2 separate regions of the Homo sapiens genome follow, and region 1 is linked to region 2. Evidence: chromatin loops called from intact Hi-C (ENCODE). Cell type or tissue: CD4-positive, alpha-beta T cell. All regions are shown on one strand.

The links. Hi-C counts contacts between places; a loop is a spot of excess contacts. Peaks named below come from ENCODE experiments on the same cell type or tissue, not always from the same donor. Only the 100,000 strongest peaks of a DNase experiment are listed, where the experiment ranks them.
Region 1: it touches region 2 in a loop (3-fold over the local background); 6 of 110 quality-filtered maps call a loop at or near these places.

What each region holds. Positions count from the first base shown.
Region 1 is chr6:28,442,330-28,444,829 of GRCh38, forward strand. It overlaps ZSCAN23 (zinc finger and SCAN domain containing 23), which reads right to left and starts at 1,162. Exons shown (of 4, transcript NM_001012455.2): 1 at 1,070-1,162. RefSeq lists enhancers at 961-1,471, 1,045-1,094, 1,265-1,344. In CD4-positive, alpha-beta T cell, no CTCF peak of the experiment used is centred here; a DNase peak (open chromatin) is centred at 1,172; H3K4me3 peaks cover 1,160 bases; H3K27me3 peaks cover 766 bases.
Region 2 is chr6:28,251,221-28,253,720 of GRCh38, forward strand. It overlaps ZKSCAN4 (zinc finger with KRAB and SCAN domains 4), which reads right to left and starts at 1,049. Exons shown (of 5, transcript NM_019110.5): 1 at 338-1,049. The coding sequence starts at 760. RefSeq lists enhancers at 608-677, 808-857. In CD4-positive, alpha-beta T cell, no CTCF peak of the experiment used is centred here; DNase peaks (open chromatin) are centred at 651 and 1,081; H3K4me3 peaks cover 1,697 bases; H3K27ac peaks cover 600 bases.

The DNA of each region.
Region 1 (2,500 bases), 190 kb after region 2:
CATATAAACATGCAAATTAATCTTTTAATAAGATAATGTACAATTTTGGTACAATGGTAGTTTAATTAATAGTTGCTACTTTCCCTTAGGGCCAAGACTGTAATCTTTTTCTATTGCTCAAAGAACAAGATGAGTGGGTGAAAACATGCACACAAACCAATAAAACGGCTGTTTCATCAGGTTTGCAGAAACACTGAAAGATATACGTCTTCAGATATATTCTCTCCAATCAAATCCTAACTAGAAGCCCAGGACTACTGAGGTACAAAAGAAGGACGGGATTCAAATGAGCGAAGTAACTTCCCGGGTTATAGCTGTAAAGCTAATATAGGAACAGAGTGGAGTTAGCATAGCAAAGGTTTTAAGAAAATGGAGTCTGGAGCCAAATTGCCTGTATTTGAATCCTGCCTACACCCCTTACTCGCTCTACGACCTTGGGCAAGTTACTAACTTCATTTTCTTCTTGTATGTTAATTTTAAAAAGGGGCGGGACAGAGAGGTGGGGTGTAGTCTACATAATAATAGTGTCTATCTCATAGAGTTATGAGAAGCAGATAATATTTGTAAAGTGCTTAGAACAGTGCTGGGCTGGCACATAGTAGATGCTATTTATTCTTTTAAAAAATTCGATAGCAGCAAGAGCCTTTATACTATGTGAGTTAGACTAAGAAAGGCTGTGGCATAGTTTAAAACTATCCCTGCTCATTCTTTAAAATAAGTCCACAGTAGAGAATAAGACATCGGAAAATACAAACATTTCTTCATATCCGAATCTATTTGAATCCTAAGATGCAGATACGGAGAGTTCAGAGTGCCATCAGTACAGGGCAGAGAGGTTGAAGAGCTCAGGAACAGACATAGGGTGGGGGAAAGGGGTAGGGGCAACGACGCTGACTTTTGGTTAACAAAGCCCTTCCAGGCTGCGGAGCAACCTCCTCTGCCCTTCACCTGCCCGGCCCATCTCTGGCCAAGAAGACCCTGCCGCCAAATCCCCACACCCAGTCCAGGTCGCAGTGCACAGACTGGCCCTTCCGAAGCCCCTCAGCGGTAGCCCGACTCCGAAGCTCACCGAGGCATCCGTGAGAGGAGATGCCACCTAGCGCAGATCACATCTGCTCTGAATCCTTGACAACCGCAGCCCAAAGAATGATAAACTACAAAGGCCGGAAATGCGTCACCGCGGCCCGCTCTCCGCGAAACAGCGGTTCCGGCTGTGTTCCTTCTAGGAAGGCCGGAGGTTTCCACACCTCTGTGGTCGTCACTCTGAATCCCGTCTGTAGTCTTAAGTGAGATACTAGGTGACACATTGTCTTCCACGCGGCAATATAATAACGGCCAACATAGTGTTTTAACACGTATTAATTCATTACCCCGCATAACAACCCTGTGAGTTAGGTACAATTATCTCCATTTAACAGGTGAGGAAACTGAAGCACATTTCTACATTTATTAGTTGCCATTTCCTGCAAAGAATACCCTTTCTTTTCCCTGCCGTCTCATTTTATCACGATGAACTCATGGATTCCTTTACAAATAATTACTGTTATTATTATGTTGATGCTCAAATTATTTAAAATTTGGTCAGTTGGAGCCCTTTCACACTGCTCCCTCTCTTTTCTTTTTTTGACAAAGTCTCCAGGCTGGAGTGCAGTGGATGCGATCTCAGCTCACTGCAACCTCCGCATTCCGGGTTCAAGTGATCCTCCTGTCTCGGCCTCCTGAGTATCTGGGATTACAAGAACACACCACTATGCCTTAGTGAGGCTGGTCTTGAACTCCTGTCCCTCAAGTGATCCGCTCCCTCGGCCTCCGAAAGGGCTGGGATTACAGAAGTGAGCCACCGCACCCGGCCACAAACAGGTTTCTATGTCCTTTGATAAGTTCCCAACAGTTTTTGTGCACTTCACTTTCTCACAAAAGATATTTCAGTCCCATTTTATACTATTCCTACCCTAAACCTAGAATCACCATTGCTTCATGAAGCTACAGTACATCAGTGAAAAATGGTATATAGAAACCAAGATCTGGATTTCGGGCAATGAATAACCTCATTGCTACTGTGTCTGGCATTGGTTCCTGCCAGTCTACTGTGTCCAGAATTGGCTCCTTCCAGTGGGTTCCTGCTCTGACTTCAAGAATGAAGCCGCGGATACTCACGGTGAGCATTACAGTTCTTAAAGATGGTGTGTCTGGACTTTGTTCCTTCTGCTGTTCAGATGCGTCCAGAGTTTCTTCCTTCCGGTGGGTTCGTGGTCTCACTTGACTTCAGGAGTGAGGTCGTAAACCTTTGCAGTGAGTGTTACAACTCCTAAGGGTGGCGTGCCTGCAGTTGCTTCTTCCTTCTGGTGGGTTCGTGGTCTCGCTGACTTAAGGACTGAAGCTGCAGACCATCGTAGTGAGCATTACAATGCTTAAAAGTAGTGCAGACCCAAAAACTGAAAAGTGGTAAGGTTTTATTGTGAAAAGGGAAAGAACAAAGATCCCACAGCACAAAAATCAA
Region 2 (2,500 bases):
CGCCATTTTGAAATTGCCAATTATAAGCCCTGTCCCTAGGTCTTATTATTTAGTGCAGTAATAAAAATCCACATATATGACTTTAATACAAATTTAATTCTTTGCTAACTGTATGTCAATATAGTTGTGTTCTTTTGTAATCCTTTATAGTTTCTTTATATATTTAAAAATATAATTCTGAGAAGGAGTCCAGGGACTTCACCTTACTGCCAAGGAGGTTCACAGTACAAAAAGAGATGAAGAACTCCTGGACCTTAAAGGAATGCCCCTCGCTCCGATCTGGGATTTCAGGAGGAAACAGACCACAGCGCTCAGATACTAAACCTGTTCTTTCTACCTGCGGCGCCGGCTCATCCAGCTGCCTCTCCAAATACTCCAATAGCACCACCACCTCCTCCCCGCTCTCTGGATGCTGCTCCCGCACCCAGCTCTGCAGATTCCCCGGCAGGATGGTCAGGAACTGCTCCAGCACCAGCAGCTCCAGGATCTGCTCCTTGCTGTGCATCTCAGGCTGCAGCCATTGTCCGCAGAGTTCTCGGAGCCGGCTCAACGCCTCGCGGGGGCCCGCAGCCTCCGGGTAGCGGAAGCCTCGGAAGCGCTGGCGGGAGCGTTCGGGGCCCCGAGCAGGGCTGCAGGGTGCTCTCACCTCCGCCGTCAAGGCGGAGGCTTCCTCCTTCTCCACCTTCACGGTCAGGAGCCCCGTCTGGTCTTCTGCAGACTGGGCGTCCAGGGCTGCGTTTTTTCTCGGTTCTCTAGCCATTCTGACCCAAGGCAGTACTCGGGTCTCACTCTAGTTGCGACCTGTATATCTTCAGAGGATTCTGGAAGGGTGGTAAATTTTCCAGTAGAACTGCAAGTGGTCCCCCTCCTGTCATGCCCAGGGGCCCAGGACACCCCCTGAGGCGCAGCTGCACAGATCTCTCTTATAGTCCGTGCCTTTGCAGGGTCGTCCTCTGCACCCCACTCTGAATCCCACAGTAAGTATCACCAAAGGATGTCTTTGGGAGTGAAAGTGATCACTCTCCAGACATAGGAGGGAAGTTGAGGCTGGGGCACAGGAAGTCTCGATGGGAACTAAGGCCACTTCCTGGGCGCTCTAGGAAGCTTCTCTCGGTGGTTGTCTCCGAATTAACCCATTAGCTACCCTGTCCTTACCTCCACGCAAGGGAAGGCAGTTAAGGGATAGAGAAGGAAAGGATGACAGACCTTGGATCATAAGAAATAGGACTGAGCCTTTAAATCCTGGAAGGATGCCGCTGCGGCTCATATTTCTTTCCTATGTAAAGCTTGCTTAAGCAGCTGGCATAAAATTGACACTAAAATTGAGCTGGAAAGCAGGGGTTCCCCAGAGCCCCAAGAACCCTGGCAGGGGGACCTTTAGTCTCTCTCAGAAACATCAAAGCAGCAGAACACATCACCAGGCACTTGCCTGGAGCGAGCAGTGGCTGCCCTTGGTCCTTCCCCACTCACCCCCTTAATCTGTCACTTTTTTTCCTCCTCCTTAAGGCCAGACTACTCCTCCCGACCCTGACTGTAGCCCTCACCTCCCACTAATCCTCAACACACTGTCCCACTCCCCCACTCACCACTTTGCACATTCCATGGCTGCTTCTCTGGCAATCAGGCTTATGCTGCTCTCCACCTCCAGAAACTCTCTAGTCTCTGGCTTCAGGGACCCCATTCTCTTCTGCTTTCTTCCTTCCTGTTTCTTCCCAGCCCCCAATCACAGTCAAGCACAGTGGCTAGATACGCAGGTAGCCAGGTTACCTGTGTAATCCTGGCTTACCCTCCCTGTGCCCGACTTTTCCAATCTGTAAATAGGGAAAGTAATAGTAGATAGGGATGTTGTAGGCATTACTAGGGATTAGATAATGTTGTGAGCACTCTTGTGTAAAGTGCTTAGAACAGTGCCTGGCATGTGATAAACTAGGCCTATCCTATAATAGAAGAAAGCCCTGAGAATTCTTTGAACTAGATGGGACTCGATTTTAAGCCATAATTGACTGTAAGTTATTTGACTGGACACTTCAGTAAGCCCCTTTCTGCCCAGTGGAATGGAGAAGCTACAAAATGCAAGTTCAGTAGTTTATGAGGGGAAAAAATATCATGTCAGTACTTTCTTGAGTTTTTCTTTCTTTGCCTATGCCTCTACATTCCAAGGATTAAGAAATAACATAACTTAAGAAAATGAGAAGTCCCAAAGACTGTTGCAAATGAAAAATACTACAAAATATCTTTCTCTTGATGAGCTACCACAGAAGGTAGGGGGCACTGCCCATGAAGTATCCTTATAAGTGAACTTGAATCTAAGTACTTTTCTAGATCCAAATATTTACAGAAATAAGTTAAGTTAGCAGTTTTCACACTCTGTGTCACACAGAATCACTGGGGAGCTTTTAAAACATCCTGATACCTAGGCTGCAACCAAGATCAATTAAATCAGAATGTCACAGGATGGGACTCAGGCATTAATAACATTTTTTGGTTGTTTTTGTTTGTT